Regions from separate parts of the Homo sapiens genome. Here region 2 is linked to region 1. Evidence: chromatin contacts called from ENCODE Hi-C data. All regions are on one chromosome and are shown on one strand. Each heading gives the region's core, a stretch centred on a gene start or an enhancer-like site at or near the end of the contact. The rest is flanking DNA. Distances are from core to core; before and after follow the strand shown.

Evidence for each region. A loop is a pair of places that touch in the nucleus more often than their neighbours do. Pooled maps may share reads with other maps.
Region 2: a loop to region 1 is called in a map of naive thymus-derived CD4-positive, alpha-beta T cell, with 14 times the contacts of the local background. The contact joins the promoter of MTMR12 here to the promoter of AMACR in region 1. A Hi-C loop is called at or near these places in 2 of 168 maps with a recorded cell type or tissue (both naive thymus-derived CD4-positive, alpha-beta T cell), 4 of 37 single-sample maps with no recorded cell type and 13 of 50 pooled maps.

What each region holds. Positions count from the first base shown.
Region 1 is chr5:34,004,654-34,010,962 of GRCh38, forward strand. It overlaps AMACR (alpha-methylacyl-CoA racemase), which reads right to left and starts at 3,397. Exons shown (of 5, transcript NM_014324.6): 1 at 3,120-3,397; 2 at 1,103-1,246; 3 at 1-81. The coding sequence starts at 3,366. It overlaps C1QTNF3-AMACR (C1QTNF3-AMACR readthrough (NMD candidate)), which reads right to left. Exons shown (of 9, transcript NR_037951.1): 7 at 1,103-1,246. RefSeq lists a silencer at 3,534-3,613.
Region 2 is chr5:32,308,610-32,315,053 of GRCh38, forward strand. MTMR12 (myotubularin related protein 12) reads right to left here and starts at 4,330. Exons shown (of 16, transcript NM_001040446.3): 1 at 4,149-4,330. The coding sequence starts at 4,229. It also overlaps the pseudogene RNU6-378P. RefSeq lists silencers at 1,373-1,533, 3,659-3,798, 3,869-4,658 and an enhancer at 4,749-4,798.

The sequences.
Region 1 (6,309 bases), core at 2,147-4,646:
GGCCACCACCAGCAAAGTCAGCCAGGAGATTCAGCGGGGCATACGGATTCTCACCACTTCTGCCAATTTTTGAGAGAACACCTACATCATTAAAAACAAATTTAATGTCTCTTTTAAATTTAATCTCTTCTTAAAATAAATATGTGAGCATCTTAGAGGAATAATCAATCTCTCCAGCAGATAATCTAAGTGAAAGCTAGTATACATCACTTTTCCAAATCTGAGCTTAGTCAGTAAACTCATAAACAGGCTTTCCCTCAAGACAGGATCCTTGTTTTGTTGTTTTCCTCTCTAAAACCTATTCCAACCAACATTTTCAAATATTGCTAAGTTTTTACTCACTTACTTTTGGAAAAGAAAATGATTATTTATTTTGTGGTTTTAAAACAGTAAATGCACTTTCATTCTTAGCATAAAGAAATGTAAGAAAATACTTGCAGACAAGAAAAAAAAGGAATTTAATTTTTAAGTAGATGTGAAGAGACAATTCTATACCCACTTCTTTCCTCAACTTTTAAATGTGTACTCACAGAAAATCTGAAATGTCCTATAGTCAACAACACATGGTTCTTAGAATTCTGGAATCAGGCCTATCTCACATGTCGTCACAGGCAAAAACTCTAATAAAGTGATATTAGGACCTGAAAACCATGGGCTTTTTTTAGTGCTCATAGAAGTCTGAAACAATGACTCAGGCAATGATTCTCAATATGGTGGGTGGAGATTTCGGGGTCCGGGGGAGAAGTAGCTGTCAGAATCTAACTATGTCAACATTTTCAAACCACAGAGCAACCATCCGTAGTACCCAGTAAGCCTCTTAATTCCTAGCAGGGGTTTGTCTGAGAATTGACTCAACAAATGTAGTAAATAAATGATAGTAGTGGGCATGTATTAACCTTCCAACCTGTTAAGGGATGGGGTGAGGGAAGGTTGAGAATGATTGTTTCAAGACTCAAACCGATCCATTTTGAACACCCATGCTCTCTTGATTGATTCTGATAAATGTTTAAATTTTTACCTTTACAAATTATTGTTAATCAACATACCTGTAGATCTTGATGGAATAAATTAAAAGTGTAGACTAAATTTTTTTTCAACATACCTGACAAAGCCAAATAGTTGATATCGTGGCCAGCTAACCGGCAGAAGCTTCCTGACTGGCCAAATCCACTCAGCCTGGCATAAATAAGCCTTGGATTTTCCCGCTGCAGAATCTCTGGGCCCAGCTGGAGTTTCTCCATGACACCTTAAGAGAAAAGTAACGATCTTCTTAAGAGAGTATGAATTGAGGATGGAGATAATCCCTTCTCTGAGACAAACATAAAATAGCACCATTGCAAGTAATATTAATAACATTTGCTGTAGGCTAATGGCATGTTTACAGCAGTTAAGGACTCAAAGAGTGAAGCCACCATTTCTGGAATGTGTGGCTTCTTCCCAGGATGTAATTTCTCCCAGTACATCTCTGTTTCCCTCTAGGTTTATCCAAGCCTATTTATTCAATCCCCAGAGCAGGGTCTCATCCCTTTAGTAAATCCCTTTTCTCTTTTTCTATACCGCATCAGTGTTTACCACATCCCACCTTAGCTGCACTTGCTTGTACATGCATACACTTATCTTCCCTATCAGCTCATGAGCTCCTCCTGCAGAATTTACACCTGATGTTTCCACAGGCGCTAAAGTGCCTAGCATCAGTACCTTCACGAAAAAGTTTAGCACCCATCTGTAGAAAGAGTGGTTAGTGACAATAGCACCTGAGAGTTTTTAAGCTATCAACAAGTATAGTATTTATAGCACAAACCCCAGGTAACCAGCACCTGAAATTTCCTGGGATTAAAAGTAATCAAAATTACATAATAAACTCACTATCTTTACCTTCCTAAGGCTAAAATAAATCACAGAAAACCTCTAGTCATCTACCTAAACACCAGTCACAACTCCTCACCCGGAGGCTATATCCGTATTCCCAGCCGACCTTCCTCCTAATTACAAGACCTTGGACAAGCCTCCCTCATCTTAAATGGAGCATTCTTAAATTATTACATAATCTTAATTATTAAATCATTATTGTTACAAGCCTCAAATACAGCTGTGAGGGTTAAATGAGTTAACGCATTTAAATAAGCCGGCTGTGCCGTAGGCATTCATTCATTCACCATTTACCGATTTCCCACTATAGACCAGGCAATGCTTTGGATTTCTACTTGAACAAAGTTATTCTGGCAGCTGTCTGAGAATCCACTGGAGTGATACCAGCCCCAAACACCAGTTTTTAAAAGGCTGTCACACCAGTGTCAAGGCAGTTGCAGCAGGTATGGAGAGAAATAGTCCGAGTGGGCTAAGGAGCAAAATGACTGTATTGATGATCATTGAAATTGGATGTGAAAGGAAGACTGGAGTCCATGATGAAGTACAAGTTTGAGATTCAGGCATTCACTGAAATAAATAATACAGAAGGTGGAGATGCTGTTTTAGAAGGAAGAAGGAAAGGCTCATTTTGGGATTTGTGGAAGCTGCCTGGCGGGCAGCCTTGACGGCGATGCCCAGGACCTGTGTATGCCAGCGTCTGCCGCTCTGAAAGGGGGAAGTCTACAAAAAGGTGAAAATGATGGGAATGGGTAACTGGGCTTCAGGGAGCAGATGCTGAGACTTAGAACGCCAGCATTTCAGGCAGGGAGGAGCGTTAGCCTGGGCCCGTGGATGGCTTGAGGGTACAGCACTCCAAAACGGTAGCCGAATGACCGCCTATATGCAGTTTTCCAGGAAGGGAATCCTATGGCTTTCATTAGATTCTCACAGGGTTCAAGACCCTCAATTAATTAAGAAAGGCAAATACGGAACGTTTCTTAGAAAAAAAAGGAGGAATTTGGGAAGGAGTCAGAGAGGCAAAAGGAGAAACCGGGCAACAGCAGTATCTCAGAACCCAAGTTTTGGACAATCCAGTTTGGGAAGAATGATCACTAACAATACCCTAGGAGGCAAAAATCTGGAAGGCTGGGGCCGACAAGGGTTCTTGCGGCAACAGGGCAAAGGTGTGGCGGGTGCAGCCTCGATCGAACGGCCAGGCCCCTCCCCTCCGCGGGAACTTCCCGAGAGCAGCCCGCGGGGCCCGGGCTCACCGCGGCGGAAGGGCTCCAGCAGCACATCCGACCGCTTGCACAGACGCCGCAGCACGGCGGCTCCCCGCGGCTGCTTCAGGTCCAGCACTAGCGAGCGCTTGCCCCGGCCCAAGCGGCTCACGTCGTAGCGGGAGCCGGGCCGGTCCACGCGTACCACACGCGCCCCGAAGTCAGCCAGGACCATAGCACAGAACGGGCCCGGGGCCAGGCCGGACAGCTCCACGACCGAGATGCCCTGCAGTGCCATGGCGCTTCCCAGTGCCCCGCTGAAGGAAACTGAGCAGCCCTTAGCCCCAGCCCAGCAGCCTGCAAGAAGCCCTCCCAATCCCCGGCGCCACGCCCCCAGCCGCGGCGCCGCGCCCCAAAGGCACCACCCCCGTCCCTCTTTTGCGGGCCTGCGCAAGCCCGCGGAGTCTGCGCACTGGGCGCTTCCCCACCCCCGGCCTCCCGGGACCGCCAGTGCCAAATGCAGTAGGTTGCTTTCCTTTTTGTGCAACCTAAATTCCTGAGTCTTAAATTGCAGGGACTGACCTTTGGAGCTCCTGCCTGTTACCGTCCTCTCTGGACGCTTTTATTGTACCAGGGCGATCCCCAGCCCAACTGTACCATTCGAGTCCCTACTCCTGCCTTGCTCTAGGGAAATAAAATAACGTAAACACGTAAGAACAATGCGAAAGCGTTTTCTTCCCTAGGCTGCAGATTGTCTTCTTCACCGCCCCTGCTTAGCTAGCTAGCTAGCTGGGAATTTAATCCAGAAACGGCTTGCGATACCTCCTAGATGCACTCGTTTTGAGTTACAAACTCCGCGGATTACATGTCTTTTTAAAAAAGTTTAGACTACACTAGGAAAATTATTTTAGTATCAGAAGAATATCAGGGGTGTAGTACTCATCAGAGCTAAATGAGAGCGCTTTAAAAATGTTAGTTTGTCTTCCGCCATTTCTACAGAAAGCTGCAATTTCAGGTTTTCAACCTAATAGGTGATATTTAAGAAAAAAAAAAAGCAATCGCAAATAGCCCCACTGCTTTTACAAATCATTTTTTCTCTTCTAGGTATAGCCTGTCAGGTGGCCTAATGTAATTTTTGACATCTCTAGGAATTTTAATAGAACCAGAAATGGGTGCCAGAGATATGCCTGCACTAATCTTAAGTGGGGATTTATGTATTTCTCAAGCAAGTGATTAAAGCAAAACTAGGCACGATTGAAATCAAGATCTTTTAGGCAAGAAAGTCATGATGAGTTTTAGAATTATTTTAGGACTCTGTGGCTTTCTCTTCATAGAAATAGAAAAAAAAATTGTATAAAACCACAAAAGGTCCTGAATAGCCAAAGCAACACTGAACAAAAAGAACAAAGCAGGAAGCAACACACTACCAGAATTCAAATTATACTACCAAGGTGTAGTAACCAAAACAGCATTCTATTGGCATAAAATAGACACAAAGACCAATGGAACAGAATAAAGAACCCCAAAATAAATCCATATATTTACAGCCAGCTGATTATCAATAAAAACACCAAGAACATATATTAAGGACATTCTATTCAATAAGTAGTGCTGGAAAAACTGGAAATCCATATGCAGAAGAATGAAACTAGACCCCTATCCCTCACCATACACAAAAATCAACTCAGAATGGATTAAAAAACTTAAGACATACAACCCAAAACTATAAAACTACTATAAGAAAACAGATAAAACACTTCAGGACATTGACCTAGGCACAGATTTTATGACTAAGACTTCAAAAGCATAGGCAACAAAAACAAAAAATAGGCAAATGGGACTATATTAAACTAAAAATCTTCTGCACAACAGAAGAAACAACAGAATAAACAACTTATTGAATAGAAGAAAATATTTTGCAAATTATTCATCCAACAAGTGACTAATATGCAGACTATACAAGAAACTCAAACAACTCAACAGCAAAAAATGAAATAATCTCATTAAAAAGTGGGCACAGGATCTGAACAGACATTTCTCAAAAGGCATACAAATGGCCAACAGGTATATGAAAAAATGCTCAACATCACTAATCATCAGGGAAATGCAAATCAAAACCACAATGAGATATCATCTTACTTCAGTTAGACTGGCTATTATCAAAAAGACAAAAAATAACAAATGCTGGCAAAGACGCAGAGAAGAGGAACTTATATATACTGTTGGTAGGAATGTAAATTAGTTTAGCCATTATGGAAAACAGTATGGAGGTTTGTGAGAAAACTAAAAATAGAACTTCTATATGATCCAGCAGTCCCACTACTGGATATATGTCCAAAAGTATCGGGGGAACCCGCCCCCAATATTTCAACATAGGTTCTTTCTATTTTCCCTAAGTGTCGGCCAGTCTGAGAAATAAAGGGAAAGAGTACAAAGAGAAGAATTTTACAGCTGGGCCACCAGGGGTGACATCACATATTGGTAGGTCCGTGATGCCCACCTGAGCCGCAAAACCAGCAAGTTTTTATTAAGGATTTCAAAAGGGGAGGAGGTTTAAGAACAGGGAGTAGGTCACAAAGATCACATGCTTCAAAGGGCAAACAAGAAGAACAAAGATCACATGCTTCTGAGGCCAATAAAGATCACAAGGCAAAAGGCAAAATCAAAAACTCCTGATAAGGGTCTATGTTCAGCTGTGCACATATTGTCTTGATAAAAATCTTAAGAGAAATCAGTATGTCAAAGGAACACCTGTACCCACATGTTTATTGCAGCACTATTCACAATAGCCAAAATATGGAATCAACTTGAGTGTCCATTACTGGATGAATGGACAAAGAGAATGTGTACATATACACAATGAAATATTGTTTGGTCATAAAAAAAGGATGAAATCCTGTCATCTGCAGCAACATGGATGGAACTCGAGGTCATTATGTCAAGTGAAATAAACTAGACACAGAAAGAAAAGTATCACACGTTCTCACTCAGATGTGGGAGTTAAAAATTTAATCTCATAAAGAGTAGAATGATGGGGGGGCAGAGATGAAAAGAGATTGGATAATGGGTATGAACATGTAGTTAGAAGGAATAAATAATAGCTAAATAATAGTATTTGATGGCACAGTTGGGTGACTATAGTTAACAACAGTATATGGTATATTTCAAAATAGTGGCCAGATGCAGTGGCTCACACCTGTGATCCCAGCATTTTGGGGGGTTGATGCAGCAGGATCACTTG
Region 2 (6,444 bases), core at 3,080-5,579, 1.7 Mb before region 1:
TTTTTTTTTTGAGATGGAGTCTCACTCTGTCGCCAGGCTGAAATGCAGTGGCGTGATCTTGGCTCACTGCAACCTCTGCCTCCTGGGTTCAAGGGATTCTCCTGCCTGAGCCTCCCGAGTAACTGGGACTAACTACAGGCACACACCACCACGCCCAGGTAATTTTTGTATTTTTAGTAGAGACGGGGTTTCACCATGTTGGCCAGGATAGTCTGGATCTCTTGGCCTCATGATCCACCCACCTCGGCCTCCCAAAGTGCTGGGATTACAGGCGTGAGCCACCACGCCCGGCCTTACCCTTATCTTTTAAAAAACCATCCACAATTTAGGACAGAGCCTTATCCTCTGTTACAAAACATGTTTAGAGTCAGACTACAACAACGAGGCATAGTGTCTGCACAGCATTATTTTAATGCAAGAAAACAAAGCTGCCAACTATAAGGATCTGAAAAATGTGACCACTTCAGGCTTATTTTAGACTGAACCACTCCCCTTCCCTAATTATCCCTCAAAGGAAATACATCAGGCACTGTGGGCAAAGAGGGAAACATGTCTAATTACAACATGTGCACTTGGTGGACGAAGAATTTGAACATTCTTGAACTCTGGCCACATTTCAGAAGACTTTCCACTTGTAGTTTAATTTCCCTGAAGAGAAAAGTTTAAAGATCAGTTGCACTTCAACCAGGGTTCTATCAAAAAAAGACATAAAGAATACCCGACAAGCATAGGCAACCAAAGCAAAAATGGACAAATGGGATCACATCAAGTTAAAAAGCTTCCTCACAGCAAAGGAAACTATCAACAAAATGAAGAGATAACCCACTGAATGAGAGAAAATATTTACAAACCATCTATCTGACAGGGGATAACAAGAATATGTAAGAAGCTCAAACAACTCAATAGGAAAAAATCTAATAATCCACCTAAAAATGGAGACAAGATCTGAAAGACATTTCTCAAAAGAAGATATACAAATGGCAAAAAAAGGTACATGAAAACGTGCTTAACATCATTGATCACCAGAGAAATACAAATCAAAACTACAATGAGTGCTCGCTTCAGCATCACATATACTAAAATTGGAAGGACACAGAGAAGATTAGCATGGCCCCTGCGCAAGGATGACATGCAAATTCGTGAAGCGTTTCATATTTTTAACAAACCCTTAAATGTTAAAAAAAAAAAGTATGAGATATCATCTCATCCCAGTTAAAATGGCTTATATCCAAAAAAGATAAGCAATAACAAATGCTAGTAAGGATGTGGAGAGAAGGGAACCTTCATACGCTGTTGGTGGGAACGTAAATCAATACAACCACTGTGGAGAACAGTACGGAGGTTCCTCAAAAACTAAAAATAGAGCCACCATATGATCCGGCAAGCCCACTGCTAGGTATACACCCAAAAGAAAGGAAATCAGGGCCAGGCACGGTGGCTTACGCCTACAATCCCAGCACTTTGGGAGGCTGAGGCAGGAGGATTGCTTGAGCCCAGGAGTTTGAGAGCAGCCTGGGCAAAGACAGCAAGACATCACCTCTACTAAAAATTTTAAAATTAGCCAGGTGCTCTGGCATGCACCTGTAGTCCCAGCTACTTGGGAAAATGGCTTGAGTACAGGAGGTGGAGGCTACAGTGAGCTGTGATCACGCCACTGTACTTCAACCTAAGCGACAAAGCAAGATCCTGTCTCTAAAAAAGGAAGAAAGGAAATCAGTACATGGAAGAGAAATCTGCACTCCCATGTTTATTACAACACTATTCACCACAGCCAAGATTTGGAAGCAACCAAAGTGTCCATCATCAACAAATGAATAGATAAAGAAAATGTGGTACATACACACGAGTACTATTCAGCCATAAAAAAGAATAAGATCCTGTCATTTGTAACAATGAACAGAACTGGAGGTCATTATGTTAAGTGAACTACGCCAGGCGCAGAAAGACAAACTTTGCACGTCCTCACTTATTTGTGGGAGCTAAAAATTAAAACATTTGAACTCATGGAGACAGAATGATGGTTACCAAAAGCTGGGAAGGGTAGCAGGGGAAAGGGAAGTGGGGATGTTTAATGGGTACAAAAACACAGTTAGAATAAGATCTAGTAAGTGATAGCACAACAGGGTGACTACAGTCAACAATAATTGTATATTTTATAATAACTTAAAGAGTATAATTGGATAGTGTGTAACACAAAGGAAGGATAAATGCTTGCAGTGATGGATACCCCATTCATGCATTGTATGCCTGTATCCAAAGATTTCTTTCTTTTTTTTTTTTTTGAGATGGAGTCTCGCTCTGTCGCCCAAGCTGTAGTGCAGTGGCGCGATCTCGGCTCACTGCAACCTCTGCCTCCTGGGTTCAAGCGATTCTCCTGCCTCAGCCTCCCAAGTAGCTGGGATTACAGGTGCGCACCACCATGCCTGGCTAATTTTAGGGTTTCACCATGTTGGCCAGGCTGGTCTCCAACTTCTGACCTCAGGTGATCCACCCACCTCAGCCGGCCCAAAGTGCTGGGATTACAGGTGTCAGCCACCATGCCCAGCCCAAATATTTCATGTATCCCATTAAATATATACACCTACTATACCCACAAAAATTTTTTAAATGTTTAAATGTTTTAAAAAGACACAAAGAGAAATTGACCACATTGCTTAAATGTGATACCACAAGGGAAGCCCGCTGAAACTTTAAGATGACCCTGACTCCACATCAAGTGCTAACAGAGGAAATGGTTTGTATTTTACAACTAGGACTAAAAATAAGACCCATTTTAAGAGCACTTTCCCCTGGAGAAAACACACATATCTTGAATTTAAAGATACATATGCAAATGCCTCAGGCCCCAGGTGGTCTTTACGGAAGCAGTCCCTGATCAGATCTCTCATCCACAGCCCACGTGCTTCTGCATTACAGAGGTGGGAAGACATCTGCAACAAATTTGGCGGTGCTTCTGCACTTCTGCTGGAGAGAAGGGCAGAAAAAAACCTTTACAGATGCAAAACAAGAAGGCTTCTCATTAGGCATTTGGATTAAGAACTATTGCTCAAGAAGCCCTGAGCAAGGCCTACAAGTTCTGATCTCTCTAACCTCCTCTCCTATGACTGTCCCCCTTGTCCATGGGCCTCTGCCATGCTGGCTTCCTTGACGCTCCGCCAACCCTTCAGACACACTCCCACCTCACGACCTTCCCGGGGGCTGTTCCCTCTACCTGGACGACTCTTCTCTCAGACCTCTCGTATCTTCAAGTCTCGGCTCAAATGCCACCTTTGCGAGGAGGAAAAAGATTTCTTTTCTTTCCCATGATATTTATCACCTCCTACTACACCGTATAATTTACTTAATTATCTATAATTCACCCCGTTTCTCCTTTCCCCCTCAAATAAGCTCCAGGAATGCAGAGATCTCTGTCCTGTTCACTGATGTCTATCACAAGCACTTAGTGCCTGACACACAGTAGGAGCTCGAGAAGTATTTTCTGAATGAATGAACAAATTTCTTGACCTGAAGATTCAGAAGAGTAAGAAGTGGGTGGAAAGGATGATGGTGAGGGGATGAGGAGAAAGAAGCGACAGCGGAGAATTCCCAAGGGAGAGACAAGCAGAGACTGGCTGAGGCCAGGCCGACCCCCTTTTCTCCCCGCAGCGCTGACGGGAGGCGGACGTAGGTGCAGGGCATCCCGCCAGCCGCACCCGAGGCACTCAGACGCAGGCAGCGGAGGCCGGCGGGCTTCTGGGCTCACTGAGAAAGTCCAGAGGCAGGACGGACCCACGCGGGCTCCGAGCAGGCCCCGTTGGGGGCTCCGACCCACGGCCCTACCCCTCCCAGCAGTGCCCACAACCCCAGGTCCTCTCCAGAATCCCCAGGGGCGTTCCGGGCCGCAATCCCTTCTCGGCTCGGGCCCCTCCACCAGCCTCCAGCGCTCGGGCCCTGCGCTCAGGCACCTGCCTGCCTGCGCCGGGGTCCCCATTCCGGCCCGCGCGGAGGCCCCAGCGCGCTCCTGCGGCCTCAGCCCGCCTGGCTGCCCCGTCGCCCGGCACAAGGGCAGGAAGCGCTCCGCGGCGCTCCCCGCTGCAAGGAAGGGGCTCCCGGCGCCCCTCGCCCCGGCCGCCCCTGCCCGACGCCCCGCCTGCGCGGCGCCCCCTCACCTCAGGGCGTACGTACGACACGAAGGAGGGCTTGGGGGCCTTGGTGCCGCCGCCACCGCCGACTACTCCTTTCCCCAGCATACCGCCGCCCTGGGAAGCAGCGACGCGCGGACGCAGAGGCGGCGGCTCGGGCTCCAGCTGGGGCAGCAGCGGCGGCCACCAGCACTAGCGGCTGGGGCTCCGCCCATCCCCAAGGCCGCGACCGCCGCGATGCCGCCCGCATCCGGCTCCGCCGCTGACACCGCTCGCCCCGCCCAGGCCCGTGGGCCCCGCCCATCCCGTGCGCGGGCCCAGAGAGCCGGGAGACCGCAACTGGAGGCCACGCCCCCCCATCACGTCAGGAGAGTTTGACCCGCCGAGATTCACCACCTTCCTGCGGCAGAGCCCGCCCTCATGCTTTCTCTGATTGGCCCGAGGCGCTGCCGGCCGAACCCCGCTCCCAACCCATTCTTGAGTGCACTTGGAGAGATGTTTCCTCCAACCAATCCAGAGAGCGTTCTCTCCGGACTTTCCAACGATTGGATGGCGAGGATAAAACCGTCGTCCAATGATCCTGCAGTCACCAAGTTGTCGTTAGCAGGGGTTCACGGCAGTCGTTTTCTTCCGTTTGCTTGTGTCTTTGGAATAAAACGTCCAAAAATGGGATGTATGGAATCTTGCTATAGGAGTTCCCAACTTACAGCGATGACGTTCAAGGTTTTTTATTTTATTATTATTTACTTTTGAGACGGAGTTTTGCTCTTGTCGCCCAGGCTGGAGTGCAATGGCGCGATCTCTGCTCATTGCAACCTCCGTCTCCCAGGTTCAAGCGATTCTCTTGCCTCAGCCTCCTGAGTAGCTGGGATTACAGGCGCCCGCCACTATATCCAGCTAATTTTGTGTGTGTGTGTGTGTGTGTGTGTGTGTGTCGTTCTGTCGCCCAGGCTTGAGTGCAATGGCGTAGTATAGGCTCACTGCAACCTCTGCCTCCCAGGTTCAAGCGATTCTCCTGCCTCAGCCTCCCGAGTAGCTGGGATTATAGGCGCCTGCCATCACACCCGGCTAATTTTTGTATTTTTAGTAGAGACGGGGTTTCACCATGTTGGCCAGGCTAGTCTCAAACCCCTAACCTCGTGATCCGCCCGCCTCAGCCTCCCAAAGTGTTGGGATTAGAGGCATGAGCCACCGCGCCATGCCGCTAATTTTTGTATTTTTAATGGAGACGGGGGTTTCACCATGTTGGCCAGGCTGGTCTCAAACTCCTGACTTCAGATGATCCACCCGCTTCGGCCTCCCGAAGTGCTGGGATTACAGGCGTGAGCCACCGCGCCCGACCTCAAGGTTTATTATTTTAAATGTAAACAAAAATGAGACAAACGATGACTCACGCCTCTAATCCCAGCACTTTGGGAGGCCGAGGCGGGTGGATCATCTGAAGTCAGGAGTTTGAGACCAGCCTGGCCAACATGGAGAAACCCTATCTCTACTAAAAATACAAAAATTAGCCTGGTGTGGTGGCGGGCGCCTGTAATCCCAGCTACTCGGGAGGCTGAGGCACGAGAATCGCTTGAACCAAGGTTGCAGTGAGCCAGGATCGCGCCACTGCACTCCAGCCTGGGTGGCAGAGCAAGACTGTGTCTCAAACAGAAAAAAAAAAGTGTCAAATCAAGTGTTAACAAGGCAGTGAGGAATAAGTTTGAGCGTTTGATAATAAAAGACTTTGTCAACTTCATTTTTCCAAACCTTTCCCTTCTTTGTGTTTCCAACAGGAAGAATATCAAGAGCCCTTAAGAGACTTCTATTTACTCTACGAAGTTATTGATAAAACCCTCATTTTTTAGTCAAGATTGCAAAGAAAATTCATTTCAGTTCTACATTTGGTGCCAAGCGTTGTTAGTTGCAGATAAATAAGATAGAATCCAGCTCTTAAGAAATTCAATCTAGTGGAAAAAAACATAAATATTTGCAGTTAATTTTTTAGGCGTCAGGCACTGTGCTAAGTACTCTCATTGGTGACCTTGATTTTTACCCTCTTAATCTCCATGTGCTCCCCCTTCCCAAATACACTCCAAGTAAATATAAAATCTTAGTGAAAACAAATGTGCTTGCTTTTGCAAACATAGTTTCAACGCAAGTCCTGCAGCTCCGTTTCCAGCTAGATTGCCACCTGTAAGCCAATATTTGGTATAGCTGTGCTGCAGCCGCCTCTGAGTTTCCTTATCCCAGTTTCCAGGTGACAAAACAGAGATGCAAGTAATTTGCCCAGGTCTCACAACTAGTCACTGAGAGAGCTGGGATTTCAACCCGGGTTTGTCTC